3 separate regions of the Homo sapiens genome follow, and all the other regions are linked to region 1. Evidence: chromatin contacts called from ENCODE Hi-C or POLR2A ChIA-PET data. All regions are on one chromosome and are shown on one strand. Each heading gives the region's core, a stretch centred on a gene start or an enhancer-like site at or near the end of the contact. The rest is flanking DNA. Distances are from core to core; before and after follow the strand shown. Region 1 holds the start of LINC02552 (long intergenic non-protein coding RNA 2552). Region 2 overlaps LOC107984380 (a long non-coding RNA gene). Region 3 holds the start of CASP4 (caspase 4).

Evidence for each region. A loop is a pair of places that touch in the nucleus more often than their neighbours do. ChIA-PET counts read pairs that join two places held with the same protein, here RNA polymerase II (POLR2A). Pooled maps may share reads with other maps.
Region 2: a loop to region 1 is called in a pooled map, with 4 times the contacts of the local background. The contact joins the enhancer-like site here to the promoter of LINC02552 in region 1. A Hi-C loop is called at or near these places in 8 of 50 pooled maps. POLR2A ChIA-PET finds 5 or more read pairs at or near these places in 3 of 52 experiments (A673 and T-cell).
Region 3: a loop to region 1 is called in a map of IMR-90, with 2.7 times the contacts of the local background. The contact joins the promoter of CASP4 here to the promoter of LINC02552 in region 1. A Hi-C loop is called at or near these places in 3 of 168 maps with a recorded cell type or tissue (Caco-2, IMR-90 and naive thymus-derived CD4-positive, alpha-beta T cell) and 10 of 50 pooled maps. POLR2A ChIA-PET finds 5 or more read pairs at or near these places in 1 of 52 experiments (activated T-cell).

What each region holds. Positions count from the first base shown.
Region 1 is chr11:104,607,763-104,610,933 of GRCh38, reverse strand. It overlaps LINC02552 (long intergenic non-protein coding RNA 2552), which reads left to right and starts at 1,632. Exons shown (of 4, transcript NR_120585.1): 1 at 1,632-1,697.
Region 2 is chr11:104,874,818-104,877,967 of GRCh38, reverse strand. LOC107984380 (a long non-coding RNA gene) reads right to left here. Exons shown (of 3, transcript XR_007062985.1): 3 at 2,400-2,693. Among named protein-coding and RNA genes, the nearest start is that of CASP4, 92 kb to the left of the region's middle. RefSeq lists a silencer at 643-732. Within about 2 kb of position 1,492, at least 3 of the 41 ENCODE cell types and tissues checked have a DNase peak (open chromatin) inside an H3K27ac peak, as active enhancers do.
Region 3 is chr11:104,966,864-104,970,042 of GRCh38, reverse strand. It overlaps CASP4 (caspase 4), which reads left to right and starts at 1,469. Exons shown (of 9, transcript NM_001225.4): 1 at 1,469-1,524. The coding sequence starts at 1,518. LOC124902813 (a long non-coding RNA gene) reads right to left here. Exons shown (of 2, transcript XR_007062986.1): 1 at 1,883-3,179; 2 at 1,463-1,758. RefSeq lists an enhancer at 470-1,669.

The DNA.
Region 1 (3,171 bases), core at 383-2,882:
TTGGTACTTTGAGGTTGAGGTTGATGTGACATTCTCTTGAACATATTTTAATACTAATGCATATTTAAATTAAGATTTTAACCTCCTGACGTTCAAACCAACAAGCCAATCACTATCCAACTAGAGAGACATGTCTTACAAATAAGATGACACGACAAAAATCACTTGTCTTGAATCTATGTTTATTGCACAAGAGATTTGAAAAAAGACTAGTTGTTTATTAATATTTTGACAGTGAATTTTTATATTAAAATAGCTTTTCCAATGGATTATACACCCAGAAACCATCCCAAATATATTTGTCTATATCCTGAAAGGCTGCTACCTAAAAATGATGGTATGGCATGTGTTCAAACATGACATCCATTTCATTTTACAATTTTATCTTTTTATATAGCAGGTAGATTTCTGGCTATCCTACACAATATAATTTTTTGTTTCCAAGAAGACCAGATGAGGTAGGCATCTGTATTAGAAATACGCTAGACCTCCCTATCAGAATCTACCTGTCCAGAAATAGTATTATTTATTGTATCCCTTTTTGATCCTTGTTACCAGCCTCAAAGTAGCAAGGCTTCTTCAAAGAAGCTTAGCTTTGATCGTGACCAGAGCCAGGTTGACAGGTGAGATGTTAAAGTTTGTTTTGCCCCAACATGATCTTGTCATGACCCATTTTGGTGCCATGCAGCTGAAGGTATGTTTTGGTTGAGGATTCTAACTATTCTAACTTCCAGTGAATTCATGCACAGCTGGATCTTGTTGGGAAAAAGAATCATCTTTCAACCCTTCAATGGTATTTCCTACTTACCATTTCATTTAACATTTATCAGAGTGCCACCTTTGTAGTAAAATGCTGAAGTGAAAATTCTTATGTTTAATAGCAGGGAAAAGTGAAAATGATTGTATCTGATTGAATCTGTACTTGCAGTGAACAGTTTAAATTTAAATTGGGAAGGTGCCAGAGGCCTATTGGCTTCCTTCCGTAATTGTCAAGTTCCATGGAATGGAGGAAGTTATTTTAATTCCAAGTAACAAGAATAATTTTGCATCCTGAGATCCAGTGCTGCTACTTAAAACCAAAATACACCAACATTTTATGGCACAGAAATACAGAAGATCCTTCTTGCCAAATGCCTCTGTGTTTATTTACTTCAAGTCCCAGAAGAACAACCCAGATCAATTTTGCCACTGACATTATAAATAGCATAGCAAATTCATAAGGAGTCTTTTCTTCAAAGAACGGAAACTAATCTGAAGTCTGATTAAACTCACAGGGTCCTTGTGAGGGAGATGGGAAGAGGCAGAGTATTTTGTCTAATTTCAAGTTCAAGAAAGCAAAGAACACAAAAGTTAAGTGGCTGGTGTCCATTTACTCAAGTAAATGTATTCAGGAGTTGAGCCAGAAATAAAGATCAAGTCTTCTGGCCCATGCACTAGGCCCCATGCTGCCTCACAGCTTTCAAAACCTTCATTTTCTTGGGAAATGCTAAAAAGCTTTCCCCTACCATACATACTAGATTCAGACACACTGCCATCTACTGACCCACCAAAGGATGTGCCAGCACAAGACATCCTGACCTTCAAGGGAGGGAGGAACACCTTGAGAGGAGTTGAGATCCTGCTTTCTCTTCAGAATGCCATCTCTAGGATGCCAATGGGCTGTGTCTACAGTACTATGTAGGAAAGTGCTGCAAGAGGTAAGTGAATTTAGAATATTTCCTCCCCGATGAAGGGATTAGTATTCTGGCACTATTAATATTTATATAACGATGTCACAATGCACCATGTTGTCTATATGTGGGATATCCTTGAAATAACCCCTTCCTCTCGTACTCTTATTTTGACATATTCGTCTAGGGATTTGAATAGTATAAGACAGCCTTTCTTTTTCACATAAAACAGTTTGAGGAATGCCATACGATTTTTGTGTTGTCTATTTTGTCTTTCACTGGTGTCCTATAAGATGTGCTAGTTATCCTACATGATGCCAAGAAAGGCATAATAGAAACCAAGCTAAATAGCCACAGTCCTGTGCTTGTAGAAAATATCATAAAATGTCCTAAAAGAGCTCTAACAATAGGAGAACTAGGCTCCTAACTATAATTTCAGCAATATTCTTTTTCGTTCAGAGCCAAGGTATTTTTTTCCCAGAAAAAATATCAGTGTCTTTCTTGCCACATCAACCCTTTAGAGGTTGCCTACATTCTTCCTAGAATAAAAGTAACATTTTAAAGACTTCATCAAGCGATGATGAATACAATTACTGTTTTTATTCCATTTTTACAGCCAAAAATTAAAGTTATGATGTTTGTCTATTGCTTGTGATTGTACTTAGTCCATTGCCTCTAAGAAAGAAGTTGAATTTAAGTATGTGGACCATATATTTCTTTTTTGATGAGTGTAAATGGATAAAATTAATATCTTAATATATAATCAGTGTCTATAAAAGAATCCACGTAGTAGCAGAGAAGCATTTGTGCCATGCTGGTTACTTGTCTTCATTTGCTTTGAGATCTCAAGAAAAGTTTATTTCCCAGGATGGTGGTTCACAGGCATTGTGGTTGAGGACTATACATAGAAAACTAATTGTGAAAATAGAACTTATTCCTATTCTTTCAGGATATGAAATCTTATGTTCATGACAATTTAATTGTTTTTATAAAATAATTGGTTTGGCATTACAGTTAGTAAAGCAGAACTTATCCTTTGAAGTTTACAGCTTGGAACTCAATCTGAAGAAGACCACTGATTTAATTTGGAATAAATGTCTATATGTGTCCAACCAAATCTTTACAGAAATATCTTAAGTCTTCTTAGGCAGAAATAAGAAACTGTTGTTTCCAAATTTTTTAAATGTCAAGAGGGTCTCTAAAATTATGACAGAGATGAGGGATACAAGGAGAGATACATAAAGAATGGAAACATCTGGGAGTTTTACTGACTCAGTGAAACTAGGGCATTGTGAAAACCTAATTGAAAAATCTACAGAGAGAAAAGTCCAGTTCACAAATCTGGCCCTCACATGTTCAGTCCTTAGTAAAGGCTTATTAGATATTGCAAGATGAGAGTGAGGTCCAGGAATGGTTAAATGAAAAATGAGAAAATAAAAGGTTATGAGGAGAGCAGGAAGGAATAATAATAGGAGGGTGCCAAGGCATTTGAACATCTTTG
Region 2 (3,150 bases), core at 243-2,742, 270 kb before region 1:
CACTGCATCAAGGCAATTTCCCACATATTGCATTCTCAGCTAATGTAGTGTCTTTCTGTATTGAAAGAAGACTTGGGAAGGAGGCAAATGCTTCTCAGCATCATAATACTAAGGCTATCATTTTTCAAGTCAGGTCAAAGTCTAATTGATGGGATAAATTTATATTCCTTAATGAGACTAAACTATGTGTGCTTTAGAGAAAATGTAATATACTTAGAACTGGTGTGTCTGCCCTTAAGTAATTTAGGAAGAAATTCATCTTTTATGTTTACTGTTGGAGAGAATAGGGAATATTCCCCAACCCAAAGGAATAGATTCCCCAGGTTTCATCAGTGTGAGCATAGTCTGGGCAGAAGAAGAAAGTCTAAGGCACCAGACTTTGAATAATTCAAGAAGGAAAAGAGAAATGACTTTTATGATAGTTTAAGTTTCTAAAGAAAGGCAAGTAGAAGTGTTTTTGTTATTGAAAGTGGACCTCTGGAAGAAGACATGGATTTTGAAGACAAACTGAAAATTAAAATTAATTGAAACATACTAGATTCTTAAACTAGTGCATATATGAGCACGCACATACACTCCCACCCCACCCCCCCCACACACACACACTGAGGCATGAGAATAGGAAGTCACACTTTTTTCCTTCCTCTCTGTCTTATTTTCGTTTTACTTTCATAGCCCTTGATTCTCAGAACTGCTTAATCTTTTTCTGAAGTTCAGTGTATTTTTGGTCTGAAACGGCAATTCTCAGCAAAATGACACTCCTATTTTCTGATTATTTCAGAACTAGAAAAGCAAAGTGTTGGCCTTCTGAGATTTAAGAAAAAATCATATTGTTTATTTCTAGTCTCATGCACTCAACCAATCACTCACCTCCACATTTCTGACACTAGATGTATGGGAGTCTTGCCCCACACACCAAATAATTCTCCGGCAGACACTAGCTGGGTTTCCTATAATTCAATTTAATTCTGACACTATCTAGATAGATAATGGGATCTGGATAGTGTCTGATATGGTTTGGCTGTGTTCCCATGCAAATCTCATCTTGAATTGTAGTTCCCATAATTTCCATATGTCCTGCGAGAAACCTGATGGGAGGTAATTGAATCATGGGGGCTATTTTACCCATGCTATTCTTGTGATAGTAAGTTCTCATGAGATCTGATGGTTTATAAGGGGCTTCTCCCTTCACTTGGTTCTCATTCTCTCTCCTGCTGCCATGTGAAAAAACACATGTTTGCTTCCCTGTCTGCCAGGATTGTAAGTTGTCTGAGGTCTCCCCAGAGATGCTAAACTGTGAGTCAATTAAACCTCTTTCCTTTATAAATTACCCAGTCTTGGGTATGTCTTTATTAGCAACATGAGAATGGACTAATATGGTGTCAGATCCCACAAGTTAAAGGCTTATTACCATAAAAATTTCCCCCACTTCAAAGGCCAATTGCAAGTAGTAGGTTATCAACAATACTTCCTCTTAACCAGCTATAAATCATGTTTTGCATTAGTGGCTCACAGAAGTCAGAGAAACAGTTTACTTAGAATTACTGGCTTATTAATCATGGATATAACCAAGGATACAGATGAACAGCCAGAGGAAGAGGTACATAGGGTGAGGTCTGGAAGGATAGCTTCTGTCCCTATGGAGTTGAGGTGCACCATCCTCCCAGCACTCAGATGTGTTCACCAACTCAGAAGCTCCTGAACCCCATAGTTCAAAGATTTTTAGGGAGGCTTCATCATGTAGCCATGACTGATTATAAACTCCATTTGCAGCCCTTCTCTTCTCTTTGAGGAATGGGGGGTGGGGATGAGAGCTCCAAGCATATAACCACGGTTTAGTCTTTCTGGTGACCAGCCCCATCCTAAAACCCACCAAGTCACCTCATTACAACCAAAGATACTTCTATTACCCAGGAAATTCAAAAGGATTTAGGACCTCTGTGCCAAGACCCTACATCAAAGACCAAATATTAGAACAAACAATTAACCTACCACCTTTATCTACAATGTTACTAGGAGCTTTGTCTCAGGAATCAGGGCAGAGACTAAACATTAGAACAAAAGATTCTTTTAGCACCTCTATTGCTCAGAAAATTGCAATAGTTTTAGGAGTTCTGTGCTAGGGACTGGGGTTAGAGACCAATATGTGTATTTCTTATTACTTCACTGATCTTCCCTGTCTGAAGAAAAGTACAGAAAAGAAGATGTTCCCTGAGCATGAGAAAACAGGAGACCAATTTTCCTAATTTTTATTCATTGGGCAGCAAGTGATATCTTCACAGGATAACAAGTGACAGAAAGGAGAGAGTCTGCTAAAGTAATATTAGATATCCCCATCTCTTTTGCATCCTCGCCAACCCTACTCCTGCCTCTGATTCATTCTCGAAACAATAGCCTGAGTGGTCTTACAAAATCTTAAAACAAAAAATCCTTAACAAACCTTTCCGACGCTGCTAACTTCGTTTTATATAATTTGTTTTCTCTGAACCACATGCAGACAAGCAGTTTCTCACCTAAGGGCCTCAGGGCCTCCAGGCATTCACATGTTGTTTTTTTCTGCTTGTAATACAGTAATTTTCCTTTCATTGTCCATTGGGCTAACTCATATGCCTTCTTCAGCCATCATCTTAAGAGGCACTTCCTCAGAGAGGACTTCTCTGATCCTCAGTCTAAACTGGATATCCTGTTATTTACTGGCATAAAAATGAGATTTTAAAAAATCCTTCAATGTACTTGTCACAAATTGTAATTATATATTTACCAATTTTTTTGTTTAATGTCTATCCTTTCCTAAAACTATAAGCATTTATTAGGGTAAACGATCCCCCTTTTATTCTCATCTGCACAGAACCTACCAAATTATATAAAATAGAATTTGTGCTCAGAAATACTTAGGGAATGGAATAAATTCTCAAATAAAGCATATGTTCCCAAAATGTATATGGATTCATCATGTTAAATATACCAGAGATTAGGCTAGATGGGAAAGAAATCACATCATTTATAGATAAGAATTTAAATATCTTTTAGGATTCAAGTTCAAAGTGTTTTATTGTCATGGCAAAAGAGTAAATGACCATGATTAGATGCATTTACTCCATTATATTTTCAAGAGTGTTAAACATTAATCAGAACTTCCAAATAATCATG
Region 3 (3,179 bases), core at 220-2,719, 360 kb before region 1:
AAGTGTTGAAATCATTTGAGGAGAAAAGGCATTCCAGCTTTTGGAATTTTCAGCGGTTTTGCGTTGGTTTTTCGTCATCTTTGTGGATTTATCTACCTTTAATCTTTAAAGCTGTTGACCTTTGGATGGGATTTTTGTAGGGTCTTTTTTGTTGATGCTGTGTTATTGTTGTTTTATTTTTTTTTGTTTTTCTTCCAACATTCAGGCCCTTCCTCTGCAGGTCTGCTGCAGTGTGCTGAGGATCTACTCCAGACACTGTTCACCTATGTATCACCAATGGAGGCTGCAGAACAGCAAAGAGTGCTGCCTCCTCCTTCCTCCGGAAGCTTCTTCCCAGAGGATCACTGACCTGACGCCTGTTGGAACTCTCCTGTATGAGGTGTCTGGCAACCCCTGTTGAATGGTCTAACCCAGTCAGGAGGCCCAGGATCAGGAACTCACTTAAGGAAAGAGTCTGGCTATCCCTTAGCAGAGATGGTGCACTGGGCTGGGGGAATCCCCCTTGTCTGGATCGCTGATACTCTTCAGAGCCAGCAGGCAGGAAAGATTAAGTTGGCTGAACCTGAGACCGCAGCTGCCCCTCTCCGCAGGTGCTCTGTACCAGGGAAATGAGAGCTCTGTCTGTAAACTCTAGGTGGAGTTGCTGAAATTCCTGCAAGCATTTCTTGCCGGGAGAGGAGGGATGGATCCCGGTCCCACCTAAAGAAGCAGTCTGGCCATGATCTGCCACAGCGGCTGTGCTGCACTGTGAAGACTGCTGCCCAGTCCAATCTGCCCAGCCTCCCTAGCACTGGTAGGGAAAAACCGCTGACTAGAGCTGCAGTAATGGCAGTCGCCCCTCCCCTGGGGAACTCGGTCATCTCTGGCGTACTCCAGGCTGCTATGCTGGCTAGTGGGGATTCTAATCCAGCGGATCTAAGCTTGCAGGCTTCTGTGAGAATGGACCTGCTGCAAGGCCATTTTGCTCCCTGGCTTCAGCCCCCTTTCCATGGGAGTGGACGGGACTCCTGCCTCACTAGAGTTCCGGGAGCTGCTGGACTATGTAAAAACTCCTGCAGCTCAGTGCCTGCCCAAAAAGCTGGAAATATGAACTATTGGGTTAATTCTTATCAGGAAATGAAAAAGAGTTGTTAGATTAAACTTCTTCAGTCATTGTCGTTCTTTGTAATCAGAGAAAGAAAAACTGAGAGATCAGGAAGAGAAGAGACAGATGGATAGAAGAAGTTTGGGTGGCCACAGGAAACAAGAAAAGAAACAAGCTGAGGTGTCAACCCACAGGATAATATTTTGTCATTTTCATTTTTTTCCCCCAAGTCAGAAACTAAATTCCAGTAATTGGATGCCAATTTGCTGATGACAAGGCACTTCCTGATAATGAGTCTGGAATTCTGAGCAGCAGTTTCACAATCTGTAATTACACGTTTCCGCCCTTTGCAATAAGGAAATACATAGTTTACTTTCATTTTTGACTCTGAGGCTCTTTCCAACGCTGTAAAAAAGGACAGAGGCTGTTCCCTATGGCAGGTGAGTCCTTTTCTGACTAGGAGTTTGGGAGTAGGAACTTAGAAAACACTTGATTTATTGCTCTGAAATAAACACAAGAAAGGAAGTGAGCCGATAGCACACATGTTGAATTCCTTTTCTTACTGATTGTGTGTAGTTTGAATCATGGGACCTGGTGTTAGAGATATTGACGGAGGTCATATGTTTTCCAGATGTCTTTGAGCCAGAAAGAAGTTAATTCCTTTCTTTCAGCTTCTGGTAATCAAAGGGAGGGTAAAGAAAGCCAGAGGAAGTTATTTGTGTGAGACAATTCTAGAAGTTTCGAAATGCACTCTGAAATCTTTCTTTTGATTCCAAATTAATTGCCCAGATCACAAACCTTTTTCGCAGAATCAGATCTGAGAGCCTCTGAATTGTTATCTTCTTCGACATCTCTTATTGTGAATTACATTCTTGGTCTGTTTAAAGTGATTCAATTTTTTCCTCTTTCTCGTTGGTCCTGATACTGACTACTTTAATATAATATTTCATGGGTTAATATCACAGTTGTTTTGTTTTGCCGTTGTTATTGTTTTTAACTGGTATCCTTCCCTCCAGGACTTAACTCTCCAATCCATTCTGCACACAACTTTTAGGTCACCTGTCTTATACACAGAAGCTGAAAAAGCCTAAGGGATAGAGTTACTTAGGCAGCTAGTATTCCAGCAGGTCATAACGCTTCTTTGGCTTCATTCTCCTCACAGGAAAAGGAAGAAATTGGACTAGATCAGTGAATTCTAAACCTTATAACATATCGCAGCAATCTGTAGTCATATAAAAAAAGTCAGATGACTACCCCCTTCCTCACCGCGAATAGCTCAATCTTAAATACCCTGCAGGCATTTATTACCTTTGAAGATCGTCACATAATTCTTATGAAACTGACTTGACATAGGTTTGTTCTATTAGGAAAGTTGACCAGTTAGTTAACACTCTCTGCTTATCTGCTAGTGATCTATTAATGTAATTAACTTTGCTCAGGGACATACAGTGGCTCCCTATTGCCTTTTCTCTTTTTTACTATCTGAACTTTCAGACAATTTTTTCTACCTTTTGAAACATGTGTATCCAGTTTTTCCATTAATCTTTGTAAAGCATGATTTCAACTTCATAAAAAAATACTGTATTTACTTCACTCATATTACCTTGTTGTTGTTTCTTTACTCCTTTGATTCTCCCTATAGAACAATTCTCTCCGGGGTTTATGTCTAACTTCACAACATTTAACTTAAGCTCTGGAATCAAGGGATCATTAGATAAAGATAGGGTAAATTGAAAGCCACTAGTCAAAAACAAGTCGTGGTTTGATAATTATAAACAACCAAATGTAGACAGCTATTATTACCTTAAACTCTTGAGGAATTGTATCCTGTAATGTGTTTAAGCATTACATCACTTTGCCTGGAACCAAAACTGTGGTCCTGATAAGTTTTTTCCTCTAATTGATTCCTGCCATTTTTATTATCACTGCAGCTTTCATTCAGTGATTATTATAATAACAAAAAATAATCTATAGTAACCATTTCTTTAAAAAATACTTACCATATGATAGCTAATTCATGCACTCTCTCTGATTTAATATTTAACATCAATCAATACAGTTGTGCTATTATTTCCATATTGTAGTTGAAGGGGAT